Linked DNA regions of Homo sapiens: regions 2 and 3 are each linked to region 1. The links are chromatin contacts, found by Hi-C or POLR2A ChIA-PET in ENCODE. All regions are on one chromosome and are shown on one strand. Each heading gives the region's core, a stretch centred on a gene start or an enhancer-like site at or near the end of the contact. The rest is flanking DNA. Distances are from core to core; before and after follow the strand shown.

Region 1 (4,294 bases), core at 443-2,942:
CTGGTCTCACAGCCACTGCTGTCCTTGACTTTGCCATGGACTGTGGGTCACCCCTGGGTGACTGCACCATGGCCAAGTGAGCCTCCTGGCATGAGCCCCCAACTTTGGCTTGGCTGCCATCTCTGAAAAAATCCCCTGCTCTTTGATCCTGCTCCCACCTACCTGGGGAGTCATTTTTCGGCACTGCCCCAAGCCTGGCCACCACCTGCCCATCTTCAGGGTGATGGCAGAGACTTGTCCTCCCCACTATGCATTCCCTAACGGCTTCTAAGGACGACATGGTCACGCCCCCCATCCTCATCCACAAGGGGATGGCACTGGGAGCCCTAGCATCTGGGCAATGATGAGGACCTCGTGACGGGCTTAGTGCCTGTATGAGAGAGACCCTCGTGACGGGCTTAGTGCCTGTATGAGAGAGACCCTCGTGACGGGCTTAGTGCCTGTATGAGAGAGACCCTCGTGACGGGCTTAGTGCCTGTATGAGAGAGACCCTCGTGACGGGCTTAGTGCCTGTATGAGAGAGACCCTCGTGACGGGCTTAGTGCCTGTATGAGAGAGACCCTCGTGACGGGCTTAGTGCCTGTATGAGAGAGACCCTCGTGACGGGCTTAGTGCCTGTATGAGAGAGACCCTCGTGACGGGCTTAGTGCCTGTATGAGAGAGACCCTCGTGACGGGCTTAGTGCCTGTATGACAGAGACCCTGAGAGCTCCTTCACCATCTTCGGCTGCGCGAGGATGCAGTGAGGAGGCGCGTCTCTGAGCTGGGAATTGGCCCTCGCCAGACGTTGAAGTTGCCGGCGCCTTGATCTTAGACTTTCAGCCTCCAGCGCTGTGGGAGGCAAATGTCTGTTGCTCAAGCTTTGCAGCCGATAGTGTTTTGTGATAGCTGCCCAATTAGACTAAGACACTCGTTCACCTGAAACTTTTGCTCCAACTTCCACTCCCCTGCCACGGGCGCGACTGCTACCCCACCCCTGTGCTCCTGTGGAGTGCAAGGCCCCCACACTGTGCAGACAGGCCCACATGCTCTCGAGGGCTCAGCCTGCACCTCCTGGATCCCGGTGAGGCCCACATGCTCTCGAGGGCTCAGCCTGCACCTCCTGGATCCCGGTGGCGTGCACCACACATCATGAAGGTTTGGGGCAAGGCCAAGAACTGTCTGGGCTTGCTGGGAAGGGTGGCAAGGTGACCCGGGCAGTTGTAGGCATGTGGAGCACACACAGAGGCCCCCGAGGCCTGAGCCCCAGTCTCTCAATTCAGGCTGTGCTTGGAGGACCAGGCCTGGAACCCTCTCCTGCTCAGTCCCCTTCCTTCCATCAGGCTGGGCATGCCCCGAGTCTGAGTCTGGCCCACCTGCTTCTGCGGCCCCTTTCCTGGGCACGTGGCTTTCCTCGAAACCCCCTGCGCTGGCTGACCCAGCGCTCTTTTCCACAGCTCCCTTTGGAACTGGGGTCCCCCTTGAGATGCCCATGTAGCAGGAAAGTTTTGAAAAAGAAACAAAAACCCTCACCAGAAAGCAGTTTCATGGATAAAATGTGCATATTTATTTCAGGGCAACAAGCGTATACACAGCAAAGCAGTGTGGGGTAGAGCCCACCTCGTGGCCTGCAAGCCAGCCAGCCCCTGCCGGTCGAGAAGGAAGCCTGTGTGAGAGCACACAACTGGAGGCCGGGCGGGGAAGAGAAACACGTGCCAACAGGCCACGCAGGCCAGGACCCCAGACCCGGAGGCAGCGCCCCTTTGAGTTCCTCTCTCTGGTCTCCGATGTTCTTCTGTTGGGATCATTTCACCTACAGGCAACAGAGACAGTGTGAAATGCTTTCCCCGTGGTCGGGAAGGGAGCCGGGGCAGAGATGACCCAGTGGGGTGGTGTGGGGGCCTCCGGGCTAGACGTCCAGCCCAGGCTGCTCCCTGGGCCCCACACTCGCCCTGCACCCTCCTCCCTGTGCCACAGCCGTGCTACCTTGAACAAGGTGACGGTGGTACTGTAGAAGAGGCTCAGGAGGAAGAGGACGATGAAGGTGGAGGCGGTGGCCCACAGGTTCTCAAAGCCCTCCTCGTCGGCGCTCACCTCCCCCTCTGCAGGAGACACAGCACGGGGGAATAGGGTCAGGCTGGGGTGGCACCCAGCAAAGCCCCCCCGGGGCCCATCCTCTAGGCCCACCCTTGGCCCCTAGGCTGTGCTGCACCCAGGGGTGGGGAGAGCAAGTGCAGGGGGGCTCGGGCACTGCCCAGGGCATGGGCTGGGCCCCTGAAAGCCTGATGCAGCGGGGGCACAGGCCGAGACTGGGCAGGGCTGGGACTCTGAGGTCTTTTCCTCAGAGTCCTGGGGTGGCAGAGAGAGCGTGGGGGATGCAGCACACAGACCAAGGTGGGGGCTGGAGGGCGGGGCCCCAGCGGAGCAGCGGCCAGCATGTCCTGACTCTCCTGGAGGGGGAAGCAGGGGGTGTGGCCCTGCCCTGTGCTGTGGGGGCTGGCAGGTGGGAGGACTGAGCTGGGGGGAACCCGATCCTGACTCCCTCACCAAGGCCCTGACTCTCCAGCTCCCTCTTGGAGCAGAGTCTGCATGGGGACATCCTGGCGGACTTGTCCTACCCTGCCAGGACCCAGGGAGCAGACAGAGACCTGAGCTCCACAGTGGGATGAGGACATTCGGGGGGTTGCATCCCCTGCACAGATGGGCCCTTGGGAGACACCTGGAGCCCAGGACTCCAAAGGGCCAAGAGTGTGGCGGGGACTCGGAGGTGGCCCCAGTTAGAGACAGCACTGTGCGTTGGGTGTGGAGACCTCACTCGGGCCCTGCCTTCCCTGCTGGGGCTCGGTCCTTCCCGGGCTGCTGCTGTCTGACCTCGCCTGCTCCCTGCTGTGGGTTGGGGAGCAGGTGGTATTTGCAGGGGCAGACTTGCTCTAGCTCATCTCCTGAGGCCTCCTGCTAAGAGGAGCAGCTGCCCAGGGCAGCCACTCTGCCCTCTGGGCCCATATGCTTAGTCACTGCCTGCTCTCAGCACATGGCACAGGCTCTGGTTCTGCTCACCGGTGGGTGTGGGGGCTATCTGCTGCCTTCATCAGGAGCCTGGCCTCAGCAGGGGTCACATGCTATCCCTGGGGCCTCCGCTCCCCAGGCAGAGCACAAGCTGGGTGCCATGGCAGCACCTCCAAGCAGAGACAGAAGGACAAGCAGAGCCTGGGCCCAAAGCCCCGGTGCCAGCACAGCGCAGGGAGCAAACTGCTGCAGGGACAGAGTATCCGGCAGGGCCCTGGGAGAATGTTGGCGGGGGCCGGCCGGCATGCGCACGTGTTGTGCCTGTGGGTGTGTGCATGTCTGTGTACGCGTGTCCATCTGTTGTGTGCCTGTGGGTAGACGTGTGTGTCCACGTGTTAGTGTATCACATGCTCCTGTGTGTCTGTGTCAGTGTGTCTCTGGGTGTGCATGTGTCCATGTACTTGTGTCTGTACATGTGTGTGTGTTTGCATGCACATGTGTGTTTGTGAATGTGTGTGTCTGTGTGTGTATGCCTCTGTGCTAGTGTGTCTGTGTGTGTGCATGTCCTGCACATGTATGTGTCCATGTGTGCACATATCCATGTGTGTGCCCGTGTGTGTGTGTGCCTGTAGTCAGTGTTCTCTTTGTGTGCCTGTGCATGTTTGTACATGTGTGTCCACATATGTTTGTGTGTGGGTCCATGTCTGTGTATGTGTGTGCCCATGGGTTAGCACGTCTCTGTGTGTCCATGTGTTTGTGTGTGTCCGTGTCTGTCCATGTGTATCCACACATGCCTGTGTGCTGCCTGTATACGTGTGGCCTTGCTTTCAGCTTTCTTTCTGGAAGCAGTAGGAGGAATGGCAAGTCTGAGGTCAGCCTGCTGTGAGCAGCTGCAGGGAATTCAGGGGTTTCTAGAAGCCACTGAGGCACGCAGGTGGGTGAGGCAGGGGTGGGGGCTGTGGAGGAAGGTGTTCTGCAGGGGAGGCGCAGGGTGGGTGCAGCACAGCCGCCGCCCCAGTAGGCCAGAGCATCGTGCACTCAGGACCAGTATCTTTTGAATGGATCTTTTTATTTCTAATTTTATAAGATGCAACATCTCACCCCGTTGACACGGTTAGTTTGCATGCACACACAGAGCGGCCAGCCGCCCCGAGCCTGTGGGCAGGCCAGCAGGGTCAGTAGCAGGTGCCAGCTGTGTCGGACATGACCAGGGACACGTTGTACAGGGTGGGTTTACCGGTGGACTTGTCCACGGTCCTCTCGGTGACCCTGTTGGGCAGGGCCTCATGGGCCACCACGCAGGTGTAGGT
Region 2 (4,578 bases), core at 1,922-4,421, 270 kb before region 1:
TCATGCAGGCTGGCGTGCTGCCGTGAAGTGCCTCTCTTTACTTTCCAGACCTCAGCATGGCAAGCCCGTCCTGCGCCCCAGGGTCTTTCTGGAGTACACGCCGCGCGGTCCTGGTGGGCACCATACCTGGCACCCACGCTTTGGCCGGGCCCGAACCTTGCGCCCTCCCAGCCCCCATGTGGCTCTCCCTTGGCCATCCTGGCCTTTTGCCAGTCCTCCTACCTCACCCTAGGGTCTGCCTGGCCCTGCCCTCCCTTCCTAGCCCCCCAAGGAGGCTGGAGGGCACCCCTGCGTCCACCAGCAGCAGCTCCTCATGGGCGAGTCTCCTTGGGCCAGTGACACATAGTGTGCCCCGATGGTGCCACGGCAGCCTGGGCCCTCCGCCTTCCTGCTTGGCAGGCACCCCCGCTCCCTGCACCCTCACCGGGGCACCTGTGAGCCCTGAGGGCCAGTGGGGGTCTCACTGCTGCTCCCTCCCACAGCCTAGCCTCGGGCCTCAGGGCTCTGCATCCAAGCGGCCCAGGGCTCCCTGCGGTCTCAGCCCGAGTGGGCCTTTGAGCCTTCGCGTTCTCTGCAGGGTGGGACCTGCCCAAGGGCTGCTGAGGGCTTCCCAGGGGTCCTGTGGGTCCCACCTAGGGGCAAGCTGGTGAGGAAAGTGGGTCCTGCCATGGCGGCCGGGTGGGCTGAGTTTTCGGCATCTCTGGGCCCAACAGCAGGTCCCTGGAGCGGCGCCCACCCCTCCCCCAGGCAGGTGTGAGGGCTCTGATCTGTTTCTCCTTGAGTGACTCATTCTGGGCAGACTTGGCCCTCAGGGCACATGCAAATGGTTGTTTGTTCCACACCGAAAACATGTTTCTTGCCCTCTGAGGCTGTTTCCAGAAATAGCTTGCACGATTCTCCACCTGCAGCTGCAGCCGCCACCCACCCAGTGTGGCCAGGCTGGCCCAGGCCTCCAGATTCGGGGACACCCCCCGCCCCCTCCCCCAGCGTGGCCAGGCTGGCTCAGGCCTCCAGATTCAGGGACACCCCCCCCCCCAACAGCGTGGCCAGGCTGGCTCAGGCCTCCAGATTCGGGGACACCCCCCCACCACAGCGTGGCCAGGCTGGCTCAGGCCTCCAGATTCGGGGACACCCGCCCCCTCCCCCAGGACAGGCCCACTTGGGTTACTGACACTGGGACCACCCTGCAAACGTCAACTTTATTGAATTCAGTGGTTCTGAACTTGTTGCCATCTTTGGGACCAGGACCCAGGGGCAGCCCCCAGGTTGGCAGGAAGGGCAGGGGAGCCAACGCTGGCAGGGCCCCCAGCCAACCCCCACCCCAGAAGCCCCAAGGAGGCTGAGCGGAGGTGGCCCTGGTGGCCTGGGCACAGGCAGCCCGATTGGTACAAGGCCTGTCTGGTGCAGGCCCGCACCTCCCCCACCCTCATGGCCTGGTGGTCCCCACTGTACAGAGAGAACACTGAGGCTCAGCAGGGCCAGGGACATGGCCTGAGGTTACATGGTGATGGGGGCTGGGTCTCCGGGCCTGGGGGCCGTGGTGGGTGCAGCACCCGGACTGCGTGGGCTGTGGCCTCCCTGCTCCCAGCTCTGTCACACCCGTCTCCATCTGAGCCTCCAGCTCCATCTTTCCCGCTGTCCCTGTCTCTGGCCACCCTTCTGTCTCCCTGTCTCTCTGCCTCTCTGAAGGTATCTCCCTGCCCGAATCTCTGTCTCTGTCCCATTGTCGGTGTCTCTGACTCATCTCTGTCAAGCCCGTCTGCTGGGCTTTGTCCCGCCATCTTGCCTGTCTTGGCCTCTCTCTCTTTCTGTGTGTCTCCGTCTGTGCCTCCTTTCTCCATCCATCTCTCCCCCGTGTCTGTCTCTATCCCTCCGTCTCTCTTCCCGTCTATCCCTCCCTCTGTGCCTGTCCCTTTGCTGTGTCCCTTTCTTTGCCTCTGTCTCTCTGTCTGTCTCTTCGTGTCCCTGTGTGTGTCTCTCTCTGTCTCTCTGCTTCTCTTTCTGTATCTCTGTCTATATCTCAGCCTCTTTGTGTCCCTGTGTGTGTGTCTCTCTCTTCTCTGTCTTTCCATGTCTCTGTCTATATCTCTGTCTCTCTGCCTCTGTATCTCTGTCTGTCTGTTCGTGTCCCTGTGTATGTCTCTCTCTGTCTCTTTCTGTATCTCTGTCTATATCTGTCTCTCTCATCTGTCTCTTCCTGTGTGTGTCTCTCTGTCTCTCTGCCTCTGTCTCTGTCTCTCTGTCTCTTCATCTCTGTCTGTCTCTGCCTGTCTGTGTCATTTGGTGTCTCTGTTTTTGTATGTCTCTCTGTTTGTCTGTGTCTCTTCCTCTCTGTAGCTCTGCCTCTCTCTATCTCTCCTTATATCTGTCTTTCTCTCTCCCTGTTTCTTTCTCTGTCTCTTTTTGTCTTTCTGAGTCTGTCTCTGTCTCTGTCTCTTCCTCTCTGTATATACCTCTCTGTCTTTCTGTTGCTGTCTGTCTCTGTTTCTCTTCTCCTCTCTCTATCTCTCTTTGTCTGTCTTTCTCTGCCTTTCTAACTCTGTCTTTCTCTGTCTCTCTGTCTCTATCTCAGTCTCTCTTCTTATCTCTCTCTCTGTCTCTCTCACTCTCTGTATCTCTTTGTCTCTGTCTTTCTCTTATCTCTATCGCTCTGTCTCTATCTCTCTTTCTGTCTCTCTGTATCTCTATCTCTGTCTCTCTCATGTCTATCTCTCTGTCTTTCTCTGTCTCTCTGTATCTCTGTCTTTCATCTCTATCTCTATCTCTGTCTTTCTGTCTCTATCTCTGTCTCTCTATCTCTTTCTCTGTCTCTCTGTATCTCTCTGTCTCTATCTCTCTCTGTCTTTCTCTGTGTCTCTGTATCTCTGTCTCTATCTCTGTCTCTCTATCTCTCTCTGTCTCTCCCTGTCTCTCTCTATCTCTGTCTCTCCATCCCATGTGGGTCTGTGGGTTTCCCCGAGGCTCAGAGCCCTGCCCCGGTCAGCACAGACAGGGAACAGGGCGAGGGCTGGGTGGTGGCCCAGTGACCTTGGGGGCCAGGCCTGGGGGGTGCAGGTGGGCCCGTGCTGCCGTGCCCCCCACCCACAGACAGGCCCCGGCTCTGGCCCAGCACCCGCTCCGCCGCTCCCAGCTGCAGGCTGAGCTCTGCCCGTTTGCTGCTGGGCCATGTGTGTTTGGGGCCTTTCCTGAGCCAGGCCTTGGGTGGGCCCTGTTTCCCCAGACCACCCATGAGCAGAGTGTAGGGCACGTGCCCAGCTCACAGAGGGGACCTCTGAGGCGGGGTGTGGTGGGCACACAGCAGTGAGCCATGAGGCTGGTGGCCCAGAGGCTTGGACATGCCGTGGGCCCCATAGGAAGTGACAGGGCTTGAGGGAAGCTCAGTGTGAGTGTGTGAGCGTGGGTATGAATGTGACAGTGACTCTCTATCTGTCTCTTTGTATCTCTGTCTCTCTGTGTGTATCTTTCTATCTCTGTCTCTCTATATGTCTCTCTATCTCTGTCTCTCTGTATCTCTATCTCTCTGTGTGTATCTTTCTATCTCTGTCTCTCTTTCTTGATCTCTCTCTATCTCTGTCTCTGTAACTCTCTTTATCTCTTACTGCTTCTGTTTCTCTCACTCTGTCTCTGTCTCTCTTTATCTCTGTCTTGCTCTCTCTCTCTGTAACTTTATCTCTGTCTCTCTGTTTCTATCTCTGTTTTTCTCTGTCTCTGTCTGTATCTCTGTCTCTCTTTATCTGTCTCTCTGTCTCTGTGTATCTCTGTCTCTCTGTAACTTTATCTCTGTCTTTTTCTGTCTCTGTGTGTGTCTGTCTCTGTGTCTTTGTTTTTCTCTCTGTCTCTGTCAATGTCTCTTTCTGTATCTGTTTCTTTCTCTCTGTCTCTGTCTCTCTATCTCTGTCTCTATCTCTCTGTCTCTCTGTAACTCCTCATCTCTGTCTCTGTGTCTGCATGTCTCTTTCTGTGTCTCTGTTTCTCTCTCTGTCTCTGTCTCTCTGTGACTCTGTCTCTGTCTCTGTCTCTGTCTTTCTCTGTTACTCTGTCTCTCTCTCTGTCTCTCTGTGACTCTATCTGTTACTCTGTCTCTGTCTCTGTCTCTCTCTGTCTCTCTTTCTCTGTTACTCTGTCTGTGTCTCTGTGTCTCTCTCTCGTCTGTCTTTCTCTGTTACTCTGTCTCTGTCTCTGTGTCTCTGTCTCTCTGCACTGTTTTCCTGGTGAAGGAGAAGCCATGTACCTTCCTGCATGATCTGTGCTCAGCTCACAACCACCCCATGATTGAGGACACCCCTCCTTCTAGAAGGTTCCCAGCTAACAGGTGCAGAAGGAGTGAAGATTGAAATAGGAGACCCCATCTTGAGACCCTCCCGGAACAGTGCCCCTGGGCCGTGTCCCCACTTCGGGACGTGGGATCTCGGTGCCAGGCGTGCGCTGCCTGACCCCGATCCCGTCGGCGTGTGGGCCCTTCCTCAGCCCAGGTGATTCCCTGTGGGCACGGGACTGGGCAGTGCTCCCCACGGCTGCTGGGCCCCAGGACCGGCCTCCAAGGCTGAACCGCGGCTCTGCCAGCTCCACAGACAGCCA
Region 3 (3,918 bases), core at 1,326-3,825, 290 kb before region 1:
TTGGGAATGTCCGTCCTCCGAGTTTACCCAGCTCCCTCCTTGGCTGTCGATCCCTGCCAGCCCATGCTGTGTTAAGAACTGAGCCCCATCTCTCTCCCCCATGGCCATGGTCCCTGCTCCTGTGGCGGTGGTCCTGAATCACACCTGCTTCCGCATTGAACAACTATCATGGAATAATTTTTTCTTTAACATTTCTAAACACACTCTTAGGAGGCGCCAGCAGCCAGCGTGCGGAGTTAAGTGCCTGTGCCCTTTGTATGAAAGTGTCACCGTTGTCCTGGTCTTGAGGGGTGGCTTTCGGGTGTAAACGGCCGGCAGAGGTGAGTAGATGCTGGGAGGCTGCTCCAGGCGTCTTGTTTGCTCCAGGGTTCTTGAGACTCTCCTGTCTATGAGAACGTGCAGTGGCACGGGACGGCCGCCGGGGGGCTCCCGAGTCCGGCTCTGGAGTCTGTGGCCGCGCGAGTGCACCTGCCTGGGCCGGCCCTGACGGATTTTTTTTTTTTTTTTTTGATGGAGTCTCACTCTGTCTCCCAGGCTGGAGGGTAGTGGCGCGATGGCAGCTCACTGCAACCTCCGCCTCCCGGGCTCAAGCGATTCTCCTGCCTCAGCCTCCTGAGTAGCTGGGACCACAGACACCCGCCACCACGTCCAGCTAATTTTTGTGTTTTTAATAGAGACCGGGTTTCACCATGTTGGCCTGGCTGGTCTCTCCAACTCCTGACCTCAGGTGACCCACCCACCTCTGCCTCGAAAAGTGCTGGGATTACAGATGTGAGCCACCACGCCCGGCCTCCTTTTGGATGCTTCTAAAGTCTCTTTGTCTCTGGTGTTGGCAGTTCCATCGGCAAGCGTCAAGGTGTGGACGCGGTTTGCTTTTATTTATCCTGCTTGGGACTTGGCCTTGATCCTGACACATCCTGTTATTCAGCGATTTTGGAAAATTCCCAGCCACTGCCTCCCCCGACTCTGTTTCTCCTTTGGGCAGAAGAAGCCCTTGTGGGAGCCTCGGTCCAGCCTCCGCGGGGCTGCGCTCGGGCTGGGTGGCGTCTCCTGCTCTTTCTTCGGTGTTACCAGCTCCTGCTCCTGCGTGTCCTCTGCGCTGCCTGTCCCATCCATTCTTATTTTAGCCTCATCTATTACGGTTTTCAGTTCTAGAAGTTCTTCGTAAAACTCTCAGGTCATTTCAAAATGCAATGTGCAGTAATTTCCCATTTTGCAGTAATATTTGAATAGCTTCTGTAAGTAAGTTTAAAAAATCTCTTGGCCGAGCGTGGTGGCCACGCTGTAATCCCAGCACTTTGGGAGGCTGAGGCAGGAAGATCATGAGGTCAGGAGATCGAGACCATCCTGGCTAACACGGTGAAACCCCGTGTCTACTAAAAATCCAAAAAAATTAGTCGGGCGTGGTGGCGGGCACCTGTAGTCCCAGCTATTCAGGAGGCTGAGGCAGGAGAATCGCTTGAACTCGGGAGGCGGAGGTTGCAGTGAGCCGAGATCGCACCACTGTACTCCAGCCTGGGCGACAGAGCGAGACTCCATCTCAAAACAAAACAAACAAAAAAACCCTCTTAAGCACACATTGCATATTCTATGTCTGATAACGCCGACATTTTGCTTTTGTTTGGGTTCTTATTCTATAGTTTCTTGTTTCACTGATTCTTGTTTCTGCTTCTTTAGGGCTTTTCTGATTTGTATGTGAGCTGGGTTCCTGGGATCCTGATCTGGGCGCGTCTTTGAGGCTTGCCTCTGAGGTCCGCTGTCCCCGCATGAGCGGACGGCAGAGCGCGCCTGCCTGGGAGCCCAGGAGGCTGCCGGGCCAGGGACCCCGGGAACCCCGGGAACCCCGGGAACCTCTCAGCAGCAGAACTGCAGTGGCACAAGACGGCCACCAGGGGGTCCCGAGCCGGTCTCTGGGGTCCCTGCTGGGGTTGAGGGGCTGTGGCTGCAGACGCGGACCTGGCAGGGGGACCCGAACCCCAACAGGGCCCTGACCGGCCCCAAGGCTGAGCCTGCCCTGTCCCACCAGCGCCCAGACCCCGATGTTGGGCCGGGGCCTTCCTTTCCTTGTCCCGACCCTCTGAGGTTCCTCCCCGGGGTGTGAGCTGATTGTGAGCACACGGAGGCCTTCCTCCTCTCTGGGGCTCTGGAGCCCCTGGGGGCCTGCAGGGCCTGGGCCTGGGCCTGGCTGCTGTCCTCTGTGCTCAGGAGGCTTCTCCCACCCACCCACTTCCGGGCACAGCCCCCAGCCCCACACCCAGCCGCCGGGAGGGCATCCCCAGGGGAGGACCCTCTGCTCCGGAGCCGCGTCCCTTGTCCTCCAGGGACAGTGGCCGGAGGCTGGTGCCTCAAGCTCGTGCGCCTCATGCAGCATCCCGTGGGTCCATTCGCGACCATAGTGAAGACCCGCAGGCCCCAGGCCCGAGCCGGCTCCCGGGCAGGCCGCGTTCTGGGGCTTCTGCGGGGACACTGGGCCACGCCAGGAGGAAGGGTCCTGACCAGGGTCAGGGAGCATCGGATGCTGCCGGCAGAAGTGGGGGGCGCGGGGCCCCACCGAGGAGCCCAGGCCAGCTTCCCCATCTGCCCCAGGTGCAGCCCTGCAAGGCCCCCAGGCCACAGCGTCCCCAGGTCACAGCGTCCCCAGGTCACAGCGTCCCCACACCCAGGGAATGCAGGACTTTGGCAGAGGCTGGGATCCCAGACCACAGAGCCCCACAAGCTGACGCCTGTTCGCGGATGCCACAGCCATCTCCGCGGCAGGCGCTGGGGAGGGGAGGGGATCACAGTGCTGGACACGGACCGGGCCCCAGCCCTGAGCCCAAGGCAGAGCCGGGATCCGGCCCCGAGAGCGCCCCTGCCCCTGCCCCTGCCCCTGCCCCTGCCCCTGCCCGTGCCCCTGCCCGTGCCCCTGCCCCTGCCCCGAGCCCGGGAAGCGCCGCGTGGTCGGCGGCGTTCGATGCTGCTGTCGGCCACACGGGGGCAGCAGAGCCTCAGCGGCTGCCGCAGCGGGTCCAGTTTCCGGCCGCCGGGGTTGGGCTGGCGGTGCCTGGGGGTCCTCCCCAGAGGCCCGCGTGTGAAACGTCCGAGTGCGCTGGGCGCTGGACACGGAGATGGGTGCTTGGGCCACGGGCCTGGGGGACCCCACACGGCCGGCTAGGCAGGCCCAGACAGCCCAGGGTGGGGGTTCCATGGGGGCAGGAGGGGAGAAGCCTGGGCTGTGGAGCAGCTGGGACGTCCGGGGAAGGGCCTGGGGGTCAGAGGGGCGGCTCCCGGGACAGGGAGGCACGTGGAGGGGCGGGGTTTGTGGCAGCCCCGGAGCCGCCTCTGAAGCTTCCATCTGCAGCCTCCTGTGGGGCCGGGTCTGCTTCTCTTGCTGGGCACCCACATCCACCCCCGAGGGGTGTGCGACAACCCCCATTCCAGCCCACTCAGATGGTCTCTAGCCCCTCCCGTCACAGTGAACCCCGGTGTCGGTGCGAGACGCCTCCGTGTATTCCCGGACGTCCCTCTGCAGGCCCATCCCCACCTCACAGACAGTCACACCCTTCCAGGCCTTGCCCCATCCGCAGTCCCTGGCCTCACCATCGCATTGCAGGGAGGCGGGCATATGCAACCTCCATGAAATAAAGCCCTAACGGAGAAGGCCAGAGTGGGAACTTCGTTTCCACCAGCAGGTGGGGCAGACACCCTGGCTAGCCCCGGGGAAAACCAGTAAAAATACTGGATTTAAATCCCTTCGAATTCTCCTTTCTACAGGCAAGCTGTTTAGTGAGAAAGAAAGGGCCCTGCAAAGATCCTCCCCAGGTGGACGGGCAGCCCCCAAGCCTGTATTGAGCTCCCGGACGCTGCTCCTGGGGAAGGGCCTGCCGAGGACAGGGGCCAGTGGGAGCCCCTGCCTGACCACAGGCTGTTCTGCAGCCC

What was found. A loop is a pair of places that touch in the nucleus more often than their neighbours do. ChIA-PET counts read pairs that join two places held with the same protein, here RNA polymerase II (POLR2A). Pooled maps may share reads with other maps.
Region 2: a loop to region 1 is called in a map with no recorded cell type, with 4 times the contacts of the local background. The contact joins two enhancer-like sites. A Hi-C loop is called at or near these places in 1 of 168 maps with a recorded cell type or tissue (GM12878), 14 of 37 single-sample maps with no recorded cell type and 5 of 50 pooled maps. POLR2A ChIA-PET finds 5 or more read pairs at or near these places in 4 of 52 experiments (B cell, GM10248, OCI-LY7 and 1 more).
Region 3: a map with no recorded cell type shows a loop between it and region 1 (5-fold over the local background). The contact joins two enhancer-like sites. A Hi-C loop is called at or near these places in 3 of 37 single-sample maps with no recorded cell type and 2 of 50 pooled maps. POLR2A ChIA-PET finds 5 or more read pairs at or near these places in 1 of 52 experiments (activated B cell).

Annotation. Positions count from the first base shown.
Region 1 is chr14:105,850,184-105,854,477 of GRCh38, forward strand. It overlaps IGH and IGHM. Among named protein-coding and RNA genes, the nearest start is that of MIR4539, 5.2 kb to the right of the region's middle. Within about 2 kb of position 1,693, at least 3 of the 41 ENCODE cell types and tissues checked have a DNase peak (open chromatin) inside an H3K27ac peak, as active enhancers do; they include B cell and OCI-LY7, where a contact is called at or near this core.
Region 2 is chr14:105,574,425-105,579,002 of GRCh38, forward strand. No RefSeq gene overlaps it. Among named protein-coding and RNA genes, the nearest start is that of MIR8071-1, 44 kb to the right of the region's middle. Within about 2 kb of position 3,172, at least 4 of the 41 ENCODE cell types and tissues checked have a DNase peak (open chromatin) inside an H3K27ac peak, as active enhancers do; they include B cell and OCI-LY7, where a contact is called at or near this core.
Region 3 is chr14:105,556,901-105,560,818 of GRCh38, forward strand. LOC105370698 (a long non-coding RNA gene) reads left to right here. Exons shown (of 4, transcript XR_001750918.2): 4 at 211-503. Among named protein-coding and RNA genes, the nearest start is that of TMEM121, 32 kb to the left of the region's middle. Within about 2 kb of position 2,576, at least 2 of the 41 ENCODE cell types and tissues checked have a DNase peak (open chromatin) inside an H3K27ac peak, as active enhancers do.